Regions from separate parts of the Homo sapiens genome. Here region 1 is linked to region 2. A link is an interaction called in ENCODE POLR2A ChIA-PET data of the cell type or tissue named here. Cell type or tissue: PC-3. All regions are shown on one strand. Links, peaks and the distances in the headings refer to the core of each region. The heading gives the core; the rest is flanking DNA. Region 1 overlaps FMN2 (formin 2). Region 2 overlaps FMN2 (formin 2).

Region 1 (5,393 bases), core at 260-5,259, 52 kb before region 2:
ATCAACATGTCAATACTATAGGGAGGTCGAATGATAGATGGATTGAAACATGCCTATTGCATTGAGAAACCAGAAGATGATAGAAAACCTTGATAAAAGCATTTTCATCAAGCAGCATGATTCAGCCCGGATTGCACTGACTTGTGGTTACAAACTGGTTTTCAGGACAGAGTATACACCTTCTGCTTCTCTGATATTAAATTCCTACTTTTTAAGCTCTTAAGAGGACAATGCTATGGATAGAAATACTTTGCTGTACTAATAGGCCCATATTCTAGTTTTAACCTCATCTTTCTAGGTGGAATTTAGAAAAATGTTTAGTTAACATTTAGAATCAAAATGTATATGTTGCTTTTTCTTTTGCAAAAGCAGCGCCTTTTGGGAGATATCGTGCCTTACCAAGAGGCTTTCAGAAATGATCAGGGCAGGGCCAGGCAGCAGTGGTTTATGCCTGTTATTTCAACACTTTGGGAGGCCGAGGTGGGTGGATCACCTGAGGTCAGGAGTTCGAGACCTTCCTGGCCAACATGGTGAAACTCGGTCTCCACTAAAAATACAAAAAAAAAAAAAAAAAATAGCTGGGCATGGTGGCATGCACCTGTAATCCCAGCTACTCAGGAGGCTGAGTCACGAGACTCACTTGAACTCAGGAGGCGGAGGCTGCAGTGAGCCGAGATCGTGCCACTGCACTCCTTCCTGGGTGACAGAGTGAGACTCCATCTCAAAACAAACAAACAAACAACGACAACAAAAAAGATCAGAGTGGTTTTCGTGGTTGGTCCTTCTGAAAGTGTTATGTTTTATTCCTCACCCCCATCCGTGCTGGGGCACCCAGAGTGCTATTATTGCTATTAAGAATATTGTTTTACTCTGTGACTTTGTGTAACAGTTGGGTATGATTATTTTATTACTATCCTGATTGACCCAACTTAAACCATAAGGGAAGACAGGGTACAAAGATGCAATAGCTGTTAGAGCAGCTGTCACTTCTGGTAATTTGACTATAACCACTTTCTTTCCTTTTCCTCCAGTGTTTTTCTAAGCAGATTTAAAACAAAACACTGGGAGTAAATAGAAAATGCTGCCCCTCACACGATCAGGCCTGGGATAAGTTTCATAAGCAGAATTTCCTGGTGATGCTGTTGTCTGGAAAACATGGTCAAAAAATATCTATCTGTTCTGTAACAGCCTTCCCACCTCTGTTTTAGGAACCCTTCGCATGGGATCGTGTGCCCTGATTCTTTAAGACTTGCTGGAAATCCAGACTTGAGATTGTGCTGATGCAGCCCTTTTAATTTGATGCTTGTATCCCTCTGTTAATTAGTAGGAAAGTTCTCCCCAAAATGTGGGTCAAATGCAGAATGAGAGGAACTTCCAGTAAAATAGTGAGCTTTCTATGTGACCCAAGTGAAAGCACTTTTTTAAAAAAATTTTTCATGACACAACCAAACTAATCTAGCAGATTCTCTATGTGTGTACTTTTATTTTGCGCTTCACTTGCTGACGTGTTTGAAGTTTCAGTGTGTCAAGGCTCCACATTGAAAGAAAAAAGAACACTTCAAATCTCAGGCTGCAAATGATCATATGTGTAATTGTGATTTTACAGAGACCAGACTAATTTCCTAGACCATTAGAAATTTTACTTGTTGACAGATCAGGCTCTCAAAAGACTGGTTAAAAAACATGTCTTTGAGGCTGATGGTGAATAATGGGGGAAAATGGTGGATTTTGAAGATTTATGATATAAAACCCAAAAGCTCTCTTCAAACATTAAAAAAAACACTGTTTTGAATACTTTAGGTAATGACGTGAGATCTTTTCTCTGAATTTGTTCTTCATTTAGGATTTTTTAAAATGCTAGTAAGCATATTGGAGTTCAAATTAACATTTTCCCCTTTTACTTTCTTTCTCGAGCAGGTTGTCAAGTTATTAAGCAACAAAAGATCACAAGCAGTTGGAATACTAATGTCTAGCCTTCATTTAGATATGAAAGACATACAACATGGTAAGTGTCAAAATGAAAATTTAGCTTCTGAATATTAAAATTTGGGCTGAGGGATATGATGTTTGTTGGTAATGTTATTTCAAACTTAGAGTTTCTGTGTAAACCGAGGTTAGTATATATCCCGTAAGTGTGATCAAGCTATCTCCCATGATTGTTTCTGGAAGGATTACTATTAATTTGCCTGTGGTGTTATTTATATACCTTACTAACAGTCTAATTATCATGTGACATTATTATCTTAGTTCAGGCTACTATAACCAAGTACCCCAGACTGGTGGGTGATAAATAAGAGAAATTTATTTCTCACAGTTCTAGGAGGCTGAAAGTTCGAGATCAGGGTGCCAGCATATTCGGTTCTGGTGAGGGCCGTCTTTCAGGTTGCAGACTGCCATCTTCTCCATGTATCCTCAATTGGCAGAAAGAAGGAAAGAGAGCTCTCTTGTGTCTGTTTTATAAGGGGACTGATCCCACGCACGAGAATTCTACCCTTGTGACCTAATGACCACGCGACCTAGTGACCACCACCTAGGATCCTGTCTCCTTGTACCTTCACATGGGAGTGAGGTTTGCAACATATGAACAGAAATATTTTCTGTTTGGAATTAGAGTGGTTCTTAACATTTTATAAATGGCTTTAGTGTCAATATTTTAATACTTGGATTCTACTGTACAATTGACGGCCATTCTTATGCCATATCCTCCTATGATATTTATGCTGAGAGATACTGCCCAAAGGTGAATAGAGTAATGAAGTGTAAATTCAGAGTGTCCCTTAAGCTGACTAGAACCTAAGAATAGATTTAAAGCAGATTGAATTATCCAATGGAATGCCAGTTTACCTATTAAAGAAATATGGTTTCAAGAATAACACAGACCTTATAATCACAAAAGCATTTAACTGGCTTTCTAGCTTACCCCTTTATGAATGTGGATTCTATTTGTTGGGCTTAAAATCTTGTGTGGGATAATTCATAAATAGCACAAGCTTGGTATGCCCTGTCAATTGATGAGTAACTCTTAATCACAATTTAAGTTTTTATTAAATTGTTTTGATGGGGAGGAGACTTCCTCAAGCTGAAACATTTGGGGTAATAGTCATAGAAGAGAAAGCCAAGGCTGGCGCCAGGCAGTACTTGGTGTTTCTAAAGCTGGCAGATGTAGCCCAGTTAAGTCATAGGATGAAATCTGAAAATAATGATATGGTTCTTTCCTTCAGTCAAATATTCAACTCGGGTTGAGTTGATAATGAGAACCTTATGAACAAGAGTCCGCCTGACATCTGTGTCTGTGGTAAAGCCAGTGAGAGTTCATTGAAAATTTGCTTGCTTTAACATGCAACGCTAGCAATAACATGGCATGAAAGGCAGTAGTTGAAGGGTCATACAGAATCATGCAGAAACTTTATCCCATTAGGATGTGAAGTGATTGCTTTAGTCCCTTTGAAACCCTGTACACTTTTTTTTTTTTTTTTTTAATATGGTGGCCTTCCAAGTCTAAAGCAGCAAGAGGTTGTGCCCTCCTGCAGGTAAAGTCCTATTCTGCCTTGGTGTATTGTCTGCAAACAGGATTTACATGTGTGAATCGCTTGTGTCCTCTAGAGCAAACTTGACTTCTCTCAGGATATGCCTCCACTGAGAAGTCCACAGAAGCATAAACATCATTGATTTTGGATATAGAAGTGGCCACAGAATTTATCTAGACCTCCAGCGTCATTTTTAAAAAATACTTTTTATTTCCATAGGTTTTTGGGGAACAGGTGGTATTTGGTTACATGAGTAAGTTCTTTAGTGGTGATCTGAGATTTTGGTGCACACATCACCCAAGCAGTATACACTGAACCCAATTTGTAGTCTTTTATTCCTCACCCCCTCCCACCCTTCCACCAAGTCCCCAAAGTCCATTGTATCACTTTTTATGCCTTTGCATCCTCATAGCTTAGCTCTCACTTATGAATGTGAGAACATACAATGTTTGGTTTTCCATTCCTGAGTTACTTCACTTAGAATAATAGTCCCCAGTTCCATCTAGGTTGCTGTGAATGCCATTAATTCGTTCCTTTTTATAGCTGAGTATTATTTCATCATATGGAATATGCCACAATTCTTTATCTACTCGTTGATTGATGGGCATTTAGGCTGGTTCCATATTTTTGCAATTGTGAATTGTGCTGCTATAAACATGCACGTACAAGTATCTTTTTCGTACAATGGCTTCTTTTCCTCTGGGTAGATATCCAGTAGTGGGATTGCTGGATCCAATGGCAGTTCTACTTTTAGTTATTTAAGGAATCTCCACACTGTTTTCCATAGTGGTTGTACTGGTTTACATTCCCACCAGCAGTGTAGAAATGTTCCCGTTTCACTGCATCCATGCCAACATCTATTATTTTTTTATTTTTTTTTAATGTGGCCATTCTTGCAGGAGTAAGGTGGTATCACATTGTGGTTTTGATTTGCATTTCCCTGATCATTAGTGATGCTGAGCATTTTTTCATGTTTGTTGGCCATTTGTATATCTTCTTTTGAGAATTGTCTATTTATATCCTTAGCCCACTTTTTGATGGAATTGTTTGTTTTCTTCTTGCTAATTTGTTTGTGTTCCTTGTAGATTCTGGATATTGGTCCTCTGTCAGATGTATAGATTGTGAAGACTTTCTCCCACTCTGTGGGTTGTCTGTTTACTCTGCTGACTATTCCTTTTGACACGCGGAAGCTCTTTAGTTTAATTAAGTCCCAGCTATTTATCTTTGTTTTCGTAGCATTTGCTTTGGGTTCTTGGTCATGAAGTCTTTGCTTAAGCCAATGTCTAGAAGGGTTTTCCCAAAGTTATCTTCTAGAATTTTTATAGTTTCAGGTCTTAGGTTTAAGTCCTTGACCCATCTTGAATTGATTTTTGTATAATGTGAGAGATGAGGATCCAGTTTCATTCTCCTACAGTGTCTTGCCAATTATCCCAGCAGCATTTGTTGAATAAAGTGTCCCTTCCTCACTTTATGTTTTTGTTTGCTTTGTCAAAGATCAGTTGGCTGTAAGTATTTCACTTTATTTCTGGGTTGTCTGTTCTGTTTCATTGTTCTGTGTGTCTATTTTTATACCAGTACCATGCTGTTTTGGTGACTATGGCCTTATAGTATAGTTTGAAGTCAGATAATGTGATGCTTCCAGATCTGTTCTTTTTGCTTAGTCTTTCTTTGGCTATGTGGCATTTTTATCGATAGGCAAAATAAGACCTGTGAGTGGTCCAGTTACCCTCTCAGTATCACGCAGCTCATTAATGAAATGGATTGAACTTGCACTCAGGCCCCTTCATTAACCAGTACTTTTTTTTTTTTCATTCAGACATGCTGCTTCTCCAAGATTGTGCTTTTTTTTTTTACCACCAGCATTGG
Region 2 (5,393 bases), core at 95-5,094:
TTTTGTTTTGTTTCAGGCTTTTAGCAGCCTGAAGCCATGGTGTTTAGTTTCGTGTCTAGTGATAAGCAGAAAAGAGGGACGAGGACGGGGCTTTACTGGCCCAACCAGAAACAGAAACTAAGAACCCACGACTGTATTCTGTCCCTTGGACACCCCTGTAAGAAGTTCTGACAACTAGGAATAGACTGTGAGAAGCAAGGTGGAGTGTCAGAGACCTTTCAGAGTTAAGAGATGATAGTGGCTTGGACCTCAGTTAAGAGATGATAGTGGCTTGGACCTCAGTGTACACAGTGGAGCTGCTGAGAAGTGGTCAGATTCTGGAACTATTTTGAAGAATATGCCAGTAGAATTTGCCAGCGGGCTGGGTATGGACTGTGAGAGAAAACAAGAAATTGAGAGTGATCCCACAATTTTTGGCCTGGGCAATAGGAAGGGATTGCCATTAGCTGATAAGTGGAAGCAGCTTGGTAGAAAATGGGGCAATGAGAATTCTGTGGTTATGTTAGGTTTGAGTGGTCTGTTCCTTCATAATTGATATGCAGACACAGGGGTCTAGTAGTCTCAAGGCAGAAGGTGGAGAGTGAGGGTATGAGTGTTAGAAAGTCTAACAGTATGGGTTCAATTGGGACATAAACCACAGACTAATATAAGCAGAAGAGTTTATTATAATGAATGATTAACCTATGATGGAAGAGTACAAGAATATAGTGATAACTTTAACAGCACCCTAGGGATGAGTAAGCATACCCAAGTTCGGATAAGCTTGGAAGGGGGTCCCCTCTCTAAGACTGGGGTGCAGATTTCATTGGAGAAGGTGTGTTTGCAGCCCACTGGTTTGCCTGGGCCATAGCTGGTCACGTCTCTGGGCAAGCAAGAAAACACACTTCTGGGGGCAGGTGAACTCTAGCTAGTGGGCAGGCATGCAGGAGTTAGGATGCTACAGTGAACGTGAAGCCCAGAGTGTACAGTATCTATGTAGGGAGGGCCCAGGAAACAAACCTCAGGGCACAGGCAAGCCTTGGCTGGTGCAGGTGCACAGTGCGTGGTGTCTGCATTGGAGGCAAACTGGTCACTGAGTCTAGGTCAGGACTGCAAGGTTGCCAAAGGGCTCTGCACTCCGGGTATGCTGCTGGGGTGTGGCAGAGCACCCCCAGATGTCATTATACACCCACACCGCTGACCAATTGTGCTGCAGAAAAGGCAAACTGCATACCAGAGTCAGGAAGAGGACCCCCTTCCTCTAGCAGTGCCCCTCCATCACCTCCTACTGGCAAAGCATAACCTCATATTCACTGTAAAGGGGGACCGGGAGCTGCTGAGTCCAGTCCGTTATCTCGGATTCAGTTCTAGAAGGCAAACTGAGGGATGAGAGGCAGTAACTGGCACAGATGGTAGGGAGGGTTGAGGTTTTAGGAGGTATGGTCTCATCTGGCATGACAGTCACGTGTGTTTGTGACTTAATATGGTAGGTGTCATGCTCATATGAAAGTGTCTCTAGAAACAAAAAGTGACATGCACGGGCTTAGACTTGGCTTGAGTCCTCTTTGGAAATCTTTCCAACTTTATCATGTTGGTGTAATGGTAATTATTAACTTCAGGTCTGACACAGTGTTTGAAAGATAGCTGAATAGTCTTAATTTTGCCTTAATAGTTTAATAATAACATTTGAGGGTACATGTGAATTTTATCTAGAAAAAATAAACATATTTAAACTCAATTTTTAAATTAAATATATGGGTAATAATCTTATTTGGCATTCCACTTCTTATCCTTGAAGAAAAAAATATCGCTAACCTAAATCCTTTCCCATAAATACAACACACTTTCTTTTTGCCAGATGCTTAAATGTCATTGGTCTGTTTTAAAGTAATTCTATTTGATCTCTGTGAAACAGATGGAAGTATTTGTTATACAAACCTTATTTAGAATGTAATCTTTTTTTCTCTCCTGATTGCATATGTTTGGCAGTGAGCTTTCTCTTCTAGATGTGAATGAATCTTGGTTAGCCTCCAAATCTAAACACACCCTAATTTCAAAAACCACAATCCTGAGGACTCAATTCCTGTTTACTGAGGAATTAAAACCTAGAGAAACCACATAGTTACTAAATGCAGTACAACCTAGTGAGTTTTTAAAAACAAAAATCATTACAGTTTATTTAGGGTTATTGACTGTCATTAAGTTCAGAGAGTAAGATCTTTTCCTAAGCAGTATATAATATTTACAGTTGGTTAACTATATCTATTGCTTCTGAATCTTGAAATATACTCCTTATATGGCAAAGTGAGCTTGTGAGGTGGATAGGAAGCAGTAGACTGTGGTGTGGGGAATGAGGGAGCAGATGAGGAAAATTACTCATTTTTTTAAGTGTGTTGAATGACTAACTTCAATTCAAAAATGTGTCTGTTAAAATATTCATGTATAACTATCAGTTGCATTGTGTTTTTCTGAAAATCATTTTTTTCTTTCTTTCATATTTAAGAAACAAATAAACAAAAAATCTTAAGTATTCAACCAGACCAAAACCTGGACATGAATACTATTAGCAGTTCAACTGAAGAAAAATACATGAAAAAAGATAGGAAGGGAAAAAATTCAACACCCCCTTTGTCATTAAACAGTTCTAATCCAATTAGAAGGAAGAAAAAAAAGCAGGTAAAGTAGAAAGAATTAGAGATCTAAATTTACACTTCTCAGGATTGGATTTCACAGGCATACTTTATAGTTTTAGCAATCTTTGCTTAAAGATTACTAGGGTAGTAGTTGACATACCATAAACTTGAATCTGGAAGAAGGGTATCATGCATGCCACATGATACAGCATCCTCAAAAGTGTATACCATATTACATTAGTGAAAATGAATTGGATTAACTGTTCTGTGTTCCCATAACTTCCTAGAGGAATTTAATTGATTCATGTTTTAAGCAACATTTAATCATCAGTTTCTTCAAACAAAAATGAGAGGAGTATTGACTTTCCCCACATAGCTGTTTTAAAACCATACTCTCAAATTTCATTGTTTTATTGAGTTGGTTCATGGAATCCCTGCAAGTATGCTCATTTTCAACCATAAACGTGCTTAAGGTGAATTTCAGAATTAAAAAAAAAGAAAAGCTTTGGATCTTGAATCACTTACAGATTGACTCTATAAACTTAATAAAAAATCAGAAATTATATTTCTTTCTTGTTAATCTAAGGTGTGACACTGCCTGTCACATCATAAAATTATTGACTGATTTTTTGATAGTTATGCTTCTTTTGGATAAACCAACTATATTGCATAAATTCCTGGAAAATGAAAATTAAAAGATTAACACAGCTGCATTGGAAATATGTGGAAATAAATGATCCGGGATTGTTCTTATATGTCGTTCCTGTTATTTTACTTTATTTTATTAAGAGACAAGGTCTCGCTCTCTTGGCCAGGCTGGAGTGCAGTGGTGTGATCATAGCTCACTACAGCCTTGAACTGCTGAACTCAAGTGATCCTCTTGCCTCACCCTCTCAAATAGCTGGAACTACAGGCATGCATCACCATGCTGGCTTTCTCTTATTTTAATATGATATTTTTCTTTTATTAGTTGACATCCAAAAGGCTGACATTGTAGAGCAGAGAGCAGTTTCATGTTCACATTGTGGAATTTATGGCCATTTACTTTTTGTAGGCGGGTAGGTTCTCTGAGCACTTCTCCTTCACATTTGTTTTTAGTTTTGCATGGTCCGTCCACTTTACCATCTTGTAGCCCTCTGCTCTCCAGCCACCCACCCCCTTTTAGTTTCTCAAAACCATGCAGATCCTACCACTAGAACAGCACTGACAAAAGGTGTTCCTTCAGGCAGGAGATTTCCACTTACCATCTCCTTCTAGTAAAAGTCTCCTGAATCTTCAGTTGTCATTCTTTTCTTCCTTAGGAATTCTTTGTATCAAATCCTTCCATTTCAGGCTCATACAGCAACATGCACCTTGTCTTTAGAATGCTTGTAAACCTAGACATTGTACGCATATTCACTTTTCTTTACTCCCATTCTCTCTGATCTGATGAAAGTTCTGTTGTTTTTCCTTAGTATTGTATCTCCTTGGCACATAGTAAGCACTACAAAAAACATTTACCAGATGAATGCAAATAATTGTTTATGGCAGTTAGAACGCTACCCTTGACAAGTTCTCTTAAATAGAATTTCTTTTAAAATACCAGGGCTTTGATCATGATTTTAATGATGGCATTGTTTCTTGGAAGAAAGAGTAATTCTGTGATCAGATGTTCCACAAAGTACATTTGATTATCAGTGTTTACTTTTACATTTGAAATAAAGACTATTGCTTTCTTGGTCATTGTAACAGAAAGCAGAGTAACAATGTATTATAGAATCTGTTAGCCCAAGGAAAATGCACTTCTCGAACTGATCAGATCGCTGCCCTACACACTTTACCTCCACACTTATCAATTTGCACATCAAGATTAGTGTTTTCCTTATATGTCAATGCAAAAGACTTAAGAGATTATTTTTAGAACTCCCCAGCACTTCTTCCTGTTCCTGACCTTTTCCTTCTCCTTACCCACCCATGCATCTTGTTCTGAAGTACAAGGCTCAATACAGAAATTAATCCCTTGGAATTTGCTATGTCACTTCCTATTGCAACATTTGCTTTTTAGATGACCAGTTACCACTTACCCTTTCTTTTGGGAGGTCTTTACTAAGTGAGCTGTCTACAAAACGATGAGTCGTCCTGGATGGGTGTTGTTAGAGCAGGCCATTAGTTCTCCATTCTACCCATCCGATGCTTCCTTTTTCTCCCATCCAAGTGGGAACCACTGATGCTTCCTTTTTCTAACAAATATGCATAACGCCCTTTTCACTATTCTGAAAAGAAATGTATGGATAATAAATCTATATACATAACTTAAGTCACCTAATGTCTGACACTTAATATAAAGTAGTGCAGTAATGTATAATATTATATGATGTATTTAAGTATGTGAATGCTTATGTGTGATTGAACCAGAAGATATAAGGAAGTACATATTTGTTAAGGTATTTATAATCACCTTGAATACAATATCTAACAATGGTTTTATCACCATTAATGAGATTTTCCAAAATAGTCAACAGTAAATTTGAAGTAGAGTTTTTCTTAGATACTGCAGCATGGTTTTATTCCTGGACAGCTCTGTGTACCTTAAAATATGATATAAGATATTTAATTAATATTAAAATAATGTATATAAAATAGTGTATACTGCCCGGGCACGGTGGCTCATACCTGTAATCCCAGCACTTTGGGAGGCTGAGGCAGGTGGATCACTTGAGGTCAGGAGTTCGAAACCAGCCTGGCCAACCTGGTGAAACCCCGTCTCTACTAGAAATACAAATACAAAAATTAGCTGGGCGT

What was found. Peaks named below come from ENCODE experiments on the same cell type or tissue, not always from the same donor. Only the 100,000 strongest peaks of a DNase experiment are listed, where the experiment ranks them.
Region 1: POLR2A ChIA-PET joins it to region 2 with 7 read pairs; 1 of 35 experiments calls an interaction of 5 or more read pairs at or near these places.

Annotation. Positions count from the first base shown.
Region 1 is chr1:240,256,028-240,261,420 of GRCh38, forward strand. It overlaps FMN2 (formin 2), which reads left to right. Exons shown (of 18, transcript NM_020066.5): 7 at 1,918-2,005. Among named protein-coding and RNA genes, the nearest start is that of FMN2, 170 kb to the left of the region's middle. RefSeq lists an enhancer at 1,746-2,945. In PC-3, for the core only: no CTCF peak of the experiment used is centred there; a DNase peak (open chromatin) is centred at 3,084; H3K27ac peaks cover 1,056 bases.
Region 2 is chr1:240,308,444-240,313,836 of GRCh38, forward strand. All of the region lies in intron 8 of FMN2 (formin 2), which reads left to right. Among named protein-coding and RNA genes, the nearest start is that of FMN2, 220 kb to the left of the region's middle. In PC-3, for the core only: no CTCF peak of the experiment used is centred there; DNase peaks (open chromatin) are centred at 2,038 and 4,658; H3K27ac peaks cover 2,338 bases.